Linked DNA regions of Mus musculus: region 2 is linked to region 1. Evidence: chromatin loops called from intact Hi-C (ENCODE). Cell type or tissue: heart. All regions are shown on one strand.

Evidence for each region. Hi-C counts contacts between places; a loop is a spot of excess contacts. Peaks named below come from ENCODE experiments on the same cell type or tissue, not always from the same donor. Only the 100,000 strongest peaks of a DNase experiment are listed, where the experiment ranks them.
Region 2: a loop joins it to region 1, with 10 times the contacts of the local background. A loop is called at or near these places in 1 of 42 quality-filtered maps.

What each region holds. Positions count from the first base shown.
Region 1 is chr10:43,999,445-44,007,444 of GRCm38, reverse strand. It overlaps Crybg1 (crystallin beta-gamma domain containing 1), which reads left to right. Exons shown (of 22, transcript NM_001368305.1): 3 at 2,555-4,017. Among named protein-coding and RNA genes, the nearest start is that of Gm40636, 35 kb to the right of the region's middle. In heart, CTCF peaks have their summits at 3,508 and 4,708 (motif pointing left); DNase peaks (open chromatin) are centred at 1,564, 3,174 and 3,524; H3K4me3 peaks cover 2,459 bases; H3K27ac peaks cover 886 bases; H3K27me3 peaks cover 7,160 bases.
Region 2 is chr10:44,173,912-44,181,911 of GRCm38, reverse strand. It overlaps the pseudogene Speer5-ps1. Among named protein-coding and RNA genes, the nearest start is that of Crybg1, 29 kb to the right of the region's middle. In heart, a CTCF peak has its summit at 4,279 (motif pointing right); no DNase peak of the experiment used is centred here.

The sequences.
Region 1 (8,000 bases):
AGCCTCGTACCTGCTAGGCAACCAGGCTACTTCCTCACCCCCAGCTAGCACAATGCCTTTGAAAATTTACCATGCCCTGGGGTGTCAAAAGCGTCTCTCTTTATTGTCAACTACTCATCTATTGCCTACATATACCAAGATCTAAAATGTTTCCAGTTTGAGCCTCTACGGAATGAAGTTGTTATAAAAGTGCTAGTACGGGTAGGGGGTGTAAGAGGTAGTCAAGTTGAAGGGCAAGCAACTGGCTTTATAAAAAAGCAACTACAACTAAGATTGAGCGTTGGGGGTGGGGATGCTTATACTGAATAGAGGACGGCTGGCTGACCAGGCTTCTTTGCAGTATGGGAAAATGGATTGCAACATTACTGTGCAGGGCACAGAGATACATACTCTAGTTGTTTAATTTTGACAGGGACTGGAATTGAGCCCATAGACTCAGGCTCATTTTCCTGTCTACTTTTTCAGGGCATGCTTGATGGCCTGTCCAGGCAATGGAAACAAAGGGCTCTATTTTCAGAGTCAGAAGGTCTGTCCAGCTGCGCAGCTTTGGACAGGGATACGTAATCTTGGCTTATGGATATAACAAACTGCAAGGGCTGTTGGAAAGATGACTATGTAAATCATTTTGTGGGTGTCTAGTACCTAAGCAGGACTCAATGGGCAGATATTTCCATTGAAAACATGTAATAGCCAAAATCGCTTCAGTCACAGGAGCTCTGGGTGGCTAGGTTTTTTTTTTTTTTTTTTAATCTTTGTCACAGTTCTCTGGTTCTTAGCAGCACTTCAGCCTGAGCTTCTCAGCGCTTTCCCTGGAGCTCTGACTGCTGGTGTGCGCCTGTGTAGCCTGGGGTTTGTTTCTCTGGAGCCACTAGCGTTCAAATGTTCCCTCTGCACCCACATGTCCTCTGTGATGGACTAGAAAGGGCACTAATTGGAACTGGAAGGCATGGGTTTGAAGGCGGACTTTATCGCCCCGCCTCCAGCACGTCTTGTTTTGGTCTCGGCCTTTGGTAGGTAACACATTACCTCACTAGGTTGCAGCAAGGTTACACTACCAGGTCTGTCTCAACAGATGCCTGTTGACTCTGTGGATCCCAAGCACTTCTTACCCAGGCATTTTACATTTCCCACAAACTCCGGACTCCCTCGACTGCTTTTGTAGCTCAGATGGGGGTGGGGACGCTTATCTGCGTTAAGACTGAATCTGGAATCCCTAAGTGGTGAGTCAGTACCGTCCTGAACAAACGCTCACCCTTTAGGAAAGGTGGGGCTGTTTTCTGCCTCGTCGGGGCTTAGACTCTCTTACCTGGGTCTTGAGTTTAAGGGTTGGCTCTTAAGGGATCGTAGGGGACCACGGGGAGTCGAGCTGATCCCGCATACACGCTGCCCTGAAGGGTTGCTCTCGACTTCCTTTCCAGCCCTGCAACCCCTTACCCACTCCTCCTAGTCACAGACCAGGGGGCTGCACGCTGGCTGCTGGCTGCAAGGACTTGCAACACCTGGTGCTGGCTGCAGCCCTCCGGGCAGCTGTCTGCTAGGCTGGCCTGCCGCCTGCCCCTGCCCCTCAGCCGGGCACTTAGGGACTATCCCCGGTGAAGCCTAGGGGTGAGTTGGGAAGAGGCGGGACAGCGCTCCGCCGCGCGCGCAGTTTAAACGCGGGCACGTGGGCCTCATTGGTGAGCGCCTTGCGGTTGGGCGGGGCCAGGTGCTGCATTCCTGCACCTTTGCTGAAGGCTAGACCCAGGTGTTCGTAAGGTTGTCCAGAGGGCCACTAGGAATTTTTCCTTGAGCCATTCACAACGCCCCCCCTCCCAGTAAATAAAGGGAGTTGTTTCTGTAAAACAAACAAACAAACAAACAAAAAAAAAAAAACCCAAAAACTCCCTAAGGTACTTGGGGGGCGAACCGCGGACCCTGAAATCATGCCTGGTTGCTTTAAATTTGCATTTTTACTAAGGAAAGAAGTAAAAGCAGAAGCCCCTACTACATGCGTATAATAATTGGACGTTCCGGGTTAAGAACACTTATAACGAAATGCTGTTGTAAGTAGTGTAGCTTCAAAAATGTGTTTAAGGAAACAAAATTTAAGGCTGGAGAGATGACTCAGCCATTAAGGCTAGGCTCACAACCGAAAATACAAGAAAAAGAAATTTAGCCACACAGGTATGGTGGTGCATGCTTTTAACCCCACCTTTCAGTGAGTAGAAGCAGGCGGATCTTTGTGAATTCAAGGCCAGCCTGGTCTACATGATGAGTTCTAGGACAGCAAGAGTTACATAATGAGACCCTATCTATCTATCTATCTATCTATCTATCTATCTATCTATCTATCTATCTATCTATCTATCTATCATCTCTGTCTAGTTTTTAAAGTGAATTTTGTTGGAGCATAACAAAGACCAGATAGTCGCGTGCTGCCACACCTGGCTGTACCTATTCATTGTCAAACACACCTGGTCCATTGCCAAGGTGGTTCGCAGTAGCTTTGTAACCTACCAAAGCAGAACAAAACGGATTCTCAAGTTTTCTCTCCCCATTTCTTTTCATTTTCCAGTCCAGAGCACAACCACCAGAAGACACCAGAAGGAAGCCAGTGTTGGAAAAACTTGGCACTCTTTTTACGGCTGGAAGGAGAAGGAACACCAGGAACGGATTAGAGAGTCCCACCAACTCAAATAGCAAATCGGCCTCTGCTAAAGTCCCAAAAACAGGGAGTGAGAAAACTAAGGCTCAGGACAACCAACTAAAGGCAACCGACGCTGGCGAGGCGGGCCCCAGGCAGGAGGCTGAGGGCCAGCCCGTTGAGAGCTGTGTTCAGGCAACCCCCTGCGACGCCGAACAGTCACCTTGCTCCAGCATCAATGTAGGGGTTGTGCAGCAGTGCCACAGCAATGATTCAGCCCAATTAGAACCTCTACAGGCAGAGGGAGAGACTTTCCCAGATGCCACCACCGCTGCCAAAGAGCTGCTGCATTCCTCACCAGGGAATCGCTCCAGGCAGGAGAGCGCAGAGACGCCCGCCCGCAGTCCGGGGGAGGAAGCGTTGCCTGGCGCTGGCCTCCAACCAGAGACAGCGAGAGGTGTGTCGGGGTCGCCGCCAGAGGAGCACCTCGTGGGAGGAGTAGGAGAGGCCCCCGACGGAGCCCCCGGCGTGGGTGCCGAAGCGGGCTCTCTGGGGGCCCCGGGGGACGCGGTTCCTCCAGGTGAGCCTCCCGCCCAGGACGCAGAGACCAGCCGCACAGCCGGGTCGGTCGACCGCGCGCATCCCACCAAAGTGCTAACGTTGGACATCTACTTGAGCAAAACTGAGGTGGCTCAGGTGGACGAGCCGGCCTCGATTGCTCCGGGGACAGACGACTGCGAGGATTCGGACGACATGGAAAAGAGGTCAAGCGGCCGCCGGTCTGGTCGGCGGAGGAAGTCGCAGAAATCCACCGACTCCCCGGGTGCGGATGCGGTGGCTCCCGAGAGTGCGGCCAAGGACGAGGCGGTGTTCGACGACGAGGTGGCGCCAGACGCTGCGGCTGAGAACTGCTTGGCGGAAAGGAAAGTGAAATCGGTACAAGCGGTTCCCGACGGAGGCGCAGCCCCGGTCGCCTGCCCGGAGCCAAAGGCCAGCTCCTGCCCCAGAGGGCAACCCCGAGGGGAACCGGACCGCAGCAAGCCCCTGTCGCCCACCAAGCGGAAGGGTCGCAGCCGTGTCCCCGAGGCGGTGCCCAGCTCGCCCGGCAGTGGCTCGCGCGCTCCCGCCAAGGAGTCCCCACCCAAGAGGGCGCCCGCTGCGGCGGACAGCGGCGAGGAGGCGGGCCGCGTCGTCCCGCGCGAGCTCACCGTCAAAAGCAGCTCGTTGCTGCCCGAGATCAAGCCAGAGCACAAGAGGGGTCCTCTGCCCCACCACTTTGATAGCCGGGGCGACGGGGGTCGCAGCAGGGGAACAGGAGCGTCCGACGCCGACGGCCTGAAGCCCAGGAACCAGTTCGGTGTGGGCAGGTCTACTGTGACCACCAAAGTGACCCTGTAAGTAGCTGCGGAGTCAGTTTGAGCAGGGGGCTGTTTAGGGTTGTATGGTTGGTCTGTAACCTGTATATTTTTTTTTTTCCTGTGAAAACTTCAAAGAGAGAAAGAACTGTTTGTAGAACTAAGGCTTGGGGTGTGACACATTTGGCAGCCTCCGCCGCTAATTCCTGCTTTAAGAACTAAGTTAAATGAATGCGAAAATAGGATCTATCCCTTGAGGCACTGTGTTTACCTAAACAGCAGAGATAAGACTTAATGGCTTGATAGAGCCAATTATATTCTTTATCCAAAGTGTACAGGGGTATTTCAGGAGCCAGCAGTATTTTGAGTGTGGCCCAGTGGCATTGACAGGAAAGACTTTTAAGAGAACTTTATTATAGGGTTAGTACATTGTTGTCCTAAAGCAAGCATTAAGGACATCTCTAATAATCCCCCCCGCCCCCCCCAACCCCCCGTCGGTGATCTAGTAAGCACTTTTGTTTCTGAGCTGGAAATGACTTTTCTCTTATTGAGATGATCGGCGTTGTTACTGAAAATTTCCTAAGTGAAAGGACACAAAACAACAGACTGTACCTACTCGCTTGCAAGTTTAGCAATTTCGCAAGTATCTACTAAGTGCCCTTTGTTCTGTGTGCTGTGGGGGGAGATGAGCCATACCTGTGATGCAGCCTGTTGCCCTCACCATTTAAGTCCCCCTTGTGGCAGCAAGGAGCATACAAATCAAATTAAAAGGGCCGGGTGGATTTTGCCATTGTAAAGGTTCTGGAAGTACAGGACAAGAAGTCACCGGTTTCCTGGAGGAGCCTGGGCTTGTGGTTTGATGGTAACTGATTTGTGTGGCTAGGAAGCCCAGGAGGGCTCTCTGTAGAACTGAGCTCAGGCCGTGACTCTTCCCAGCAGGTGGAAATAATTAAGTTCTCAAATTCTTCCTATTTTTGATTCACAAACTGATCAAAAAGGCCCATCATTTGCAGCATTATCATTTTTGAACTAAATGGTTTCATTCTATTTGATGTCCTAAAAAGACGTAAGGTTTGAAACAGGTCTGTCTGGAAGCTAGGAGGAAAATGTGCTTAATGAATAAGGTTGAACTGTCTCACCAGCTGGCAGCCTGGAGACCTTTGACATAATCAGCTATTTATTCTGTAACGGTAGCGTCAGGAAAATTTCCCCACTGAATGATGCCCATTATTTGTGGAAGACGAGTGTGACGGAACACAGAAACCTGCTAAGCCTAGCTAGGAGAAACGCTGCAGGACTAAATCCAGGCTGGCCGCTCCACCTGTCATCCAATCAGAAGGCACCAGTGGAAAAACCAGAAATGTTACACTGTTAAGGGATCAGTAAACAAGTTCTGGAAGGGATCTTACAATGGAACTCTTCTTTGGGTCTGCATCCTACCAGAACTGAGCCAAGTGTCTTTTTTTCTCACTACCGGTCACTTCTTTTTAAACCGTTTTCCTCACCACCCGTCTTTTTAAATTTTCTTTTGAACTGGCAAACTAATGAAGTGGAAAATTAAGAATTTTATCTAGTTCTTTGGCCTATTTCTGTCAATCTGACAGAGGCTTTCAGACCTTTAGTCCTGTTATGGCTGGATTTTTAGAAAGATATTAACTGATTGTAGTTTGGTGTGGTGTGGTTTGGTTTGGTTTGTTTGGTTTGTTGGTTTTGGTTTGGTTGGTTTGTTGGCTGGTTGGTTGGTTGGCTGGCTGGTTAGTTGGTTTGTTTGGTTGGTTGGTTGGCTGGATTTTTTTGATGGGCTCACCTTGTAGCCCAGGATGGCTCCTAACTCACTGTTTAGCCAAGGCTGGCCTGAAACTCAAGGCTTTTCTCTCCCAAATGACAGGATTGAGATCTGAGCCTGGTTTGGGAAAGAAAAATTAAAATAAGATTGTATCACCTAAAAAACAATGACTTAATCCTGTTCAAAGACTGATTTCTGCACGTTCTCTCCCAAACACTGAGATTCGAAGAGGGATGTGTTTAAGGCAGGGAGGCACTTCCTTTTACAGTGTAGCTGTGGCTTTTTTCACTCCCTCTCACCTCATAATGAAGGCATTACAACATGCATTAGAGGAGCCTGCCTTTTAATCAGCCCCAACTGGGTTAATTGCAGTGACTCTTGGTAACACAAGTTAATGGTAGAGAGTTGGGTTGTAAAAGGTATTTTGATCTGGTGTAAATCTTTAATGAGCAGATGTGCTTCCCATGGGGAGCCGGGGGCTCACCTGGACATTCTCCTTGCACATCCCAAGATGTACTTTGATGTCTACTTCGGTGATGCTCTCTTCCTGTGCTGACTGGTCCGCTCTTTCTTTTTTTAAGATTCCTCAGATTGTCACCTTTGCTCATTAATTAATTAACACAGCAATAATTAATTAACACAGCATTTGCAAACACTGTGTTTCTGATGGACCTGATATCTCACTGAACACCCCCATCTCCCATCCCCCATCCCCTCCACGTTCAACACACACACACACACACACCATTGATAAGGAAAGCGGCTGCGGGGCTCCAGGCCCGTCTAGTCTGACCACATACTGTAATGTGGCTTCTGAGACATGAGCTCCTGCTTCAAACCCAGGCCTTGTCACCAGCTAGGTGACCTCAGAGGAGTCACCTACCTTCTCTAGGTCTCAGCTTTCTCTCTTTAGAAAAGAACAGGCAAGTTGTACATTGGGTAAACCAAATTAAATAACTTCCCAAGTGCTTGGCAAACGGTGGTTTTCATTTGGCTACAAACTGACAAGCTCCTCTGCCTGCCCTGAGGAATGTTTATATAAAATGGTTCATAAAACAAAAAAGTGGGAGTGGCTCTGTCTGAAAGCAGCCATGGGGAGCCTTCTGGTCCTGTAGCCTCTGTTAGCCCTCAGTGTAACCCCTTAAGGGGACTTCCAAAATTCCCTTAACCATAAGTTTTGTGTGAAATAAAAACTAATTCTGTTCTAAATTATGTAGGGGTTTTGTTTTGTATTACCTTTTAAGTTACAGATACAAAAGAGAGCAATGGGCCAGATATGTGAAATGCCTTGGCTAAATTCACACAGATATTAGTGTGAGAGCCAGGACTGAGGCCAAGGCAGGCAAATGCCAACACAACACATTCTGCTATTGTGAAAGAACACATTGTGTACACTAAAGACATTATTCCCAGTAATAAGTAATTAGACCTAAGAAATGTGAATGAGCTGGGAGACTCTGCCCTAGACACATTAACAAAGTCAGTTAACAAATTATGGTATAGCCGTATGGTTAAAAAATTTGCTTCTACTAATGTTTGTGTAAAATTCCAAGGAAGTCAGTCTTAGGACCCTGGAAGTTATAATGTTAACTCATCCTTTTGTCTTAGCAAAAGGCAAGCAGCCAAGCAAGCCCTATGAACACTGCCATTTTCATTCTAGTAAAATATTTATGCATATGAAACCACTGGGAATAAGGCAGAATGCTGATGAGCAGCAGGTTTAGGAAAGATTTAAAAACACTTTCCATGTTCAGAGGGACAGCTCAGTGGATACAGTGTGAGGACCTGAGACCCATAGAAAAGGTGGTCATGGGAATGAGTGTCTCTAATCCCAGCATTCCCGTAGTGAGATGGAAGATGGAGCCAAGAAAAGCTTGGCAGCTCCCAGACCTGACAACTTGGGTGTGCAGTGCTGAACATCGAGAGACTGTCTCAGCAAAGTCGAACCTTGACACCCATGGTTGTCCTCTGACTTCACACATGCATGCATGCATGCATAAATACATACTGCGCATTTAAAATATGGGAAGGCATTAAGTATTTAAATTTGTTCCTTATACCTTGTAATGTCTGCCAGTTCAGTGCCACTCACTGTGAATGAATATGAATACTTGGTAAATTAATAGTTTCTTAGATTTATAGTCTCATCTGTCATATGTAGGTAAGATACTTTATATTAAAAATATGTGCTAGTGTTTGTAGGATTGTTTAGGAAGTTTCATGGGAAAGCAGATAC
Region 2 (8,000 bases), 170 kb before region 1:
ACACTTAAATTATAGTCATATACTCCTTTAAAATAAATGGATGAGGGAAAGAATACAATCAAAGCATATTACATTACTAAGAGACAACAGCAAAAATAAATAAAAATATACTATTTTCAACTGCCCATCTGGTTCTCTGTCTGTCTGTCACTCCATTTAGGTACATATCTGCCAGTCTGAAAAACTGAGATACAACACATTATGAAAATCTTTCAATGGATTGTGAAATGGATCAAGTCAAGATATTTGCACAGAAGGCTTTTTTTTTCCTGGAAAGGGAGTGTTGTCTACTGAAAAGGAAGAAGGACAGAAATGAACTTGATAGATTTTGAGGTTGTCTTGCTTAATCTTCAGAGAAGTCTAACAGTGTATGTGTATTCAAATCAAATAAACCGCTTACTTCTGTAGAGATTTTTGGAAAAAGCAGGAGGGACTAGAATTGGTGTCAATGACGTCCATCACTCCCCCATTCCATAACTCTCAGATGTCCAAATAAAAACTCCATTGACATTAGGTAACATATGAGACACACGAGAGTATGTCAGGATAGGATCATTTTGAAGTTAGCCCATTTTGCTGTTAGTTCTGATAAACAGGAGCCTCAATATAAAGGCATGTTCATTCTGAAAGGGAGAGCAGTCTATTTGTCTGCGTTTGTGTGTGGTTGAGTTTATGTGCCAATTAAATCAAGTCCCTTGATTCATCATGAATGAATGTCATCTATAATGCTGCAGTATAATATTGATATGTTTTGGTTTTGTCATCAACCTGCATAATTAACACATTTTAAGACATTTTCATAAGCTCTGAAAAAGTTCTTGTGAGTTTCAAATACAAAGTCACAAACCCACACTATTTATATGCTCTCATTCATTTGTAAACAGTTTTCAGTTTTGTTAATTTTTCCTACTGATGATCTTGTTTTGTTTAGAGATTTGACACAGACCCTCGGTATGCAAAGATATGTTGTGCCTGTGAGTAAAAATCACAGTTATTGGCATTGTCTTGGGATGTTGTTTGGAGTTCTGTGAAGAAACAAGACAGACAAAGGACAGGGTACCACAAACAACATGAACTAGTTCATATGGGTCATTCACATCTAAATCAAGGGGTGAGAATCCAGTTGTGTACAGCTTCACATCTATATATGTACTAATTTAGTAACATTCTCTACTGAACACTGGACTGTGGTCATTTTATATACTCAGCATTTTTGAGAAGTTCTTTAATTTGGACCTGCAGCACCTTCACTCTGTATTCTTGCTTTTTCTTAAAACATCTTACACCTTATTCTCATGTGCCACTTTCAGACTCTAACTACATGTAGAAAGATGTTTAAATGTGAGGATGCAAGCATATTTAAATCACAGTTAGACCTGCACAACTTGAGTCCTTCCCAACAGGGAATGGTGAGCCCTTTGTTTGCCTGTGCTTTCCTCTGCAATTTACAAATAACTAGTGATGTTCTATCATTCTCTGCTTCCATACAGTGATTGCTACTCCTTTTGGTATTTCTCTCCATCTTCTGCTAGCTTGACTTTCTTGCTCCTCCTATTTTGTGTTCTACAGTGTCCTAAACTTATGACTTTCAGTTTTGGATATGGCCTTTCCTACAGAAAACCCCTACCTGGCATTTGTTACTAGAACTACAAAAACACTGCCAAAAGCTTCTAGGTACAAGGTAAACACTGAGTAAAATAAAGTATGCTCCAATAGAAATATCTTAAAAGATCGTTCAACAGCAGAAGAGACAAATGTATGATAATGGAAAGAAATATGTTTTTGTTCAATGGATAAAAATAGCATTAGCGGTCAGTAAACTCTCAACTAGCATGAGAAACCCAACTCTTCACCTTTCATACATTGGTATGTATGGGACATTCTCTGATCAAGGTTAAGAACAGTCCAAACCTGAGTATAAACATAAGTAATGTACCAGTGGCCTTCCCCCTGTAGCCTTTCGCTGCTCCCGCAGACATAAGCTTTTAACTACGTTTCCAGTAGCAGACATTAAATCCTTTAGTGTAGGTATCAGGTCTCAAACCAGAACTAAATGTGTTTGGTTACTCATAACCATCATGACACTACGTGGGATAATTTACCTAGCAAGTTAGTGTTGTAGCTTATAGATCCAGCACTGGCTGAGATCACTCTGTCTTCATGCCCTCAGTGGTCTGCATGACAGCTTCTATCATCATGAAAGCCAGGTGGTAAGAAAATGCCAGTCTGCTTTCAGGGCAAGGAAACATCAATTCTGAAATATATGCTAAAAACAGGATGAGGGAGGGGGTCAAGAAACCTGAAAGTAGTCAAAAAACAGGGGGCTATTTTGGATGCTTAAGCTGTTTTGGAAGTCTTAAATCCTCCTTGAAAAATAACTCACAGTCCACAGTCCTTTGAGTTTTTTCCCAAATATCCCAATATTTTCTAGAAGAAGTGCTGTGAGCACTTTCCAGGCACCTTGGGGAAAGCCTATTTTAAGATGTATTTTATACTAATTTACAAGGCATCTTTATTTTTTTCCTTTAGAATTCTTTCTTTTAATTACTTTTTTATTAGATATTTTCTTTATTTGCATTTCAAATGTTATCCCCTTTCCTAGTTTCCCCTCCAAAAATCCCCTATCCTCCCCCCGCCCCCGCTCCCCAACCCACCCATTCCCACTTCCTGGCCCAGGCATTCCCCTAAACTGGGGCATAGAACCAAGAGCTCTCCTCCCATTGATGACTGACTAGACCATCCTCTGCTACATACGCAGTTAGAGCTACCAATTTCTCTTTGGGTTTTCTTTGATTTGGTGGTTTAGCCTCAGGGAGCTCTTGGGTTACTGGTTAGTTCATATTGTTGTTCCTCCTAGGGGGCAGCAAACTTATTCAGCTCCTTGGGTACTTTCTCTAGCTCCTTCACTAGGGACCCTGTGCTCCATCTAATGGATGACTGTGAGCATCGAGTTCTGTATTAGTCAGGCACTGGCAGAGTCTCTCAGGAGACAGCTATATCAGTCTCCTGTCAGCAAGCTCTTGTTGGCATCTGCAATAGGGCTGTGTTTGGTGGGTATTTATGGGATGGATCCCTGGGGGTGGGGGGCAGTCTCTGGATTGTCAGTCCTTCAGTCTCTGCTCCAAACTTTGTCTCTCTAACTCCTTCCATGGGTATTTTGTTTCTCCTACTAAGAAGGATCAAAGTGTCCACACTTTGGTCTTTCTTCTTCTTGAGTTTCATGTGTTTTACATATTGTATCTTAGGTATTCTGAGCTTCTGGGCTAATAGCCACTTATCAGTTTGTGCATATCATGTGTGATCTTTGGTGATTGGGTAACCTCACTTAGAATGACATCCTCCAGATCCATCCATTTGTCTAAGAATTCATGAATTCATTGTTTTTAGTAGCTGAGTAGTACTCCATTGTGTAAATGTACCACATTTTATGCATCCATTCCTCTGTTGAGGGACATCTGGGTTCTTTCCAGCTTCTGGCTATTATAAATAAGGCTGCTATGAACATAGTGGAGCATGTGTCCTTATTACAAGTTGGAGCATCATCTGGGTATATGCCCAGGAGTGGTATTTCTGGATCTTCTGGTAGAACTATGTCCAATTATCTGAGGAATCGCCAAACTGATTTCCAGAGTGATTGCACCAGCTTTCAATCCCACCAGCAATGGAGGAGTGTTCCTCTTTCTCCACATCCTTGCCAGATTCTGCTGTCACCTGAGTTTTGATCTTAGCCATTTTGACTGGTGTGAATGAGGTGGAATCTCAGGGTTGTTTTGATTTGCATTTCCCTGATGACTAAGAATGTTGATCATTTTTAAGGTGCTTCTCAGCCATTTGGTATACCTCAGTTGAGAATTCTTTGTTTAGCTCTGTACCCCATTTTTAATAGGGTTAGTTTTCTGAAAACCAACTTCTTGAGTTCTTGATATATATTGGATAGTAGCCTCCTATCGGATTTAAGATTGGTAAAGATCTTTCCCCAATCTGTTGGTTGCCATTTTGTCATATTGACAGTGTCTTTTGCCTTAGAGAAACTTTGCAATTTTATGAGGTCACATTTGTCGATTCTTGATGTTACAGCACAGGCCATTGCTGTTCTCTTCAGGAATTTTTCCTCTGTGCCCATATCTTTGAGGCTCTTACCCATTTTCTTCTCTATTAGTTTCAGTGTCTCTGGCTTCGTGTGGAGTTCCTTGGTCCACTTAGAATGACAAGTGTCAAGTGACTTTTTAAAAGGACATTCTTAAAATTTCCAAAAGAAGTCCTTGTAGTAATACATTGTAGCCACTAGGTGTCAGAGTCTCCCCTTCAACCCTTGATGACTTGTCCAGGAGGAAACATCTGGTTAGTGTGAGAAAGGCTGTAAACAGGCTCTCACACAGAATTTATTCAAATCCATAACTGGGTGTGGTGGTGTAGACCTGTAATCCCAGCACAGGAGGTGGCACAACAAAGGCTTCCACACATGCTCACCCTCAGCTACTGGCCCTGGGTCAGTAATATAAATATACAATATAAATCTGGGAAAAGAGATTAAAAAGTCCTTCTAAAACTTGTTAGTACTAATTCTGATTTTTCTCAGACCCGTTTCCTTCCTGAGCTGGAAGATGCTCCAATGGGTCTTAAGGCACCAAGCTTAACAACCTGAGTCTGAGCTCCTGGACTCAGATCAAAGAAAAGAAAGAAAGAAAAAGAGGGAGAAGGGGGAGGGAGAGAGAGAGAGAGAGAGAGAGAGAGAGAGAGAGAGAGAGAGAGCTGGAGAATGAGGAGGAACACTGTGAAATTTGTCTTCTGGAAATGATATGGCCTTTGCATGTGTGAACATAGCAGCTAGTGTTATCTGAACAAGACCTGTGTTAAGGTTTGGTCTGTTGCTATGTATTGCCATGTTAAATACTAGTGCCCAAGGATTGGTTGCCCCCAGGGACAAGGAAATCCTCCTACACACCAAGTGATGCTATTAAACTTAATTTTAAAATAATGATGCCTAAGCTGGGCAGAGGAGAGGTAGGTGGAGTCTTGGTTCCTGAGTTTGGGGTTGAAGGTAGGACCATGAGAGAGAAGAAAGAGAGGGTGGAGAGAGGAGAAGTGGTCATGAGGTGAGGAGTCATGAGAACTGGTTATGAAGGCTGGCCAGTCAGAGTAAGGGTGGCCCAGGCAAACATGGTAAGTCATATCTCAGGGTCACTGACAGGGAAGGGGGCAAAGTAGCTTAGAGGGTTGATCTCCACCCAGCTCTAATGCTGCCCAAGGCTTATCATACATATGAAGGTTTTGTGTCTTTTATCTGGGAACTGAATGATCTAAAACAGGATAGAAACCCTCATAAATACTTACTACAAAAGACCTGCACAAAATCAAGTCACCAGACATTCCAGAATAGATGCTCCAACAACAAATTCTCATTGGTTTGAGATGTGGCCCTAAAACACAGGCACCAGACAAACTCAACCACAGATCTCCTATCCACAAGCTTCTGGTTTCCTCCCACTCTTGATCACTGCCTACCTCTTGAAACACACACACACACACACACACACACACACACACATACACACACACACACACACACACACTTTTTTAAAAAAAGAAACGGAATTGGCAAGATGACTCAGCAAGTAAAATATCTTGCCACACAAGCCTGGTGACCTAAGTTTGATCTCTAGAACTCACTGTGGAAGGAGTGAAATGAATCCTAAATACTCTCCTCTGACACACACATGCATGCACGCACGCGCAGACACACACACACACACACACACACACACACACACACACACACACATTCACATACGCTATGCTGGTATTACAGGCATACATCGACATGCACAGGTGCTTTTTAAAGATTTAACAGGTTTTATTTTCAAGAGTAGTTTTTGGTTCACAGCAAACTTGAATGGAAGGTAGTTTCTGTATCTTTCTATATCTTTCTGTGCTGCTGAGGGCGGACGTTTTCTGAAGAAGTTGCATGAGCATTAACAGTCCCAGAGACATGTTGATTTTGGCTATGGGGGAATAGTATGACTGGGGGGACATAGACACACTGGGTCCAAAGCCAAAAGTACCTTCACTTGGACTATCATTAGCTCGCCATTCTTCCTGGCCTTGAATGTAGTATACGGATAAGGATAAGTGTGGACTCTGAATTGTCCTGTCTCCACCTCTGGTGTTCTGGGATTGCAGGCACATGCCTTGTTTATGTGGTATTGGGGCTCGAACTCAGGTTGAACCGGGTGCCTTTTGTATGCTAGACAAGCACTCTATCAGTTGAGTTAATGCCCTCGCCCCCCAGAACCTTCTTTATAGTCATTTATTATCAACCTTTATTTCTCACCTAACATTTTCTTGACCTTGAGATAAAACTCTATTGCAGAACTCAGGAGCTGAAGGCAGGACAAAAAGCTCCAGACTACTCCAGAGCCCCCATCGCAAACGACCAAAAAGCTCTTGGAATGTACCGCTAAGCTGTACACAGCTCTAGTGTCTATCAATCCTAAACTAAGAATGTTGGGATGACAACCTCAGTGTATGGTCATACCCACCTGAATTGATCAGATCTCTTCAGAATTATCACCTCAAAAGACTGGGGTGGGAAATGGGTTGACCAGATGGATAGATGACCCCATAGAGTCATGATTTGCATGAGGACATGGTTTTAATATCCGGAAGTCACATCAAAATGCCAATCAGGGTATGCACTTGTCACCCCAGTACTGAAAAGATGAGGATAGGACCCCAGGGATGCTGGCCAGACAGACTAGCATAATTAGTATGTCATGAGATGCAAGCTCAAAGGACATAGATGGCATTACTGAAGATGAAACCCAAGGGTATCCGTCAGCCTCTTTGTATACTCATGTGTACCCACACAGGAAGACACATAGGTGCATGCACAGATGCATATTAATAAATTAAACTTCAGGGCTAGAAATATGTCTCAGCAGGGTTATAGCTCAGTGGTAGTGTCTCCTGGACAATGACAGGTCCTAAGTTGGATCCCTAGTGCTCCAAAGTCATTACTGGGTGAATTGGCCTGCGATCCCAGAATATGGGAGTCAGAGCTGGTAGGATCACAAGTTTTCAGCCAGCCTGGTCTACATAGTGAGTTTCTGGCAAGCTTGAACTACAAAGAGACATGCCTTTTTAATTACATTTAAAATTTTTATTTTAATTATGTCTCTATGTGTTTCCGCAGGAGTAGGGGCTGGGGAAGTATGTGCGTGTATGTGCGTTATGTTTTCAGAGAGCCCAGAAGACAGCATTGGGTCTCCTGGAACTGGAGCCAATGGCAGGTTTAAGCTGTCTGGCATGGGTGCTGGGAACCATTGGATTCTTTACAAGAACAGAATTCACCTTTTGCTGCTAAGCCATCTTGCTAGCCCCAAGAAATATCTATAGATTCTCTCCCTTGCCGAAGCCACTCAATACGAATGCTTTGTGTATATGTTCAACACATTTCTTCGTTACTTTCTGTCCTGTGACTATAAAAGTTTACAAATTCTCTCCCATAGAAGGACATGTCATTCAGGGCTTGAGACTGTTCTACGGCCATGGCCACTCATATTTGACTCAGAATCAACTATTTTCTCTTTCTATTGGAACAAAGTACTTCTCTGTAGCTGAGGCTGCCACTGGGTTTGCTATCCGGTTTCCCTGAGTTCTGAGAGTCCAAGGATGTGCCACCATGCCTAATTTAGAATAAACTATCTTATTTCCTTGTAGTAGAGTTGGAACCTTATGTGGACACTCCCCACCCAGCCACCCCTGGTACTGGCACCCGGAACCAATGTGGTACGTTTATTACCAACAATGAAGCTGCATCTAAGGCTCTTGCATGACAATGAACCTGATAATTAGCACACAGTGTGCATGCTTTACATTATGAGTCAGCATTGGTGTAAATTCTGTAGGTTCTGACGTGTGCGATGGTATGTGTCCACCAGTCCAGTTGCTTAAAGAATAGATGATGCTCAAAGTGCACACTGGAGATTTTGGACTGGTTT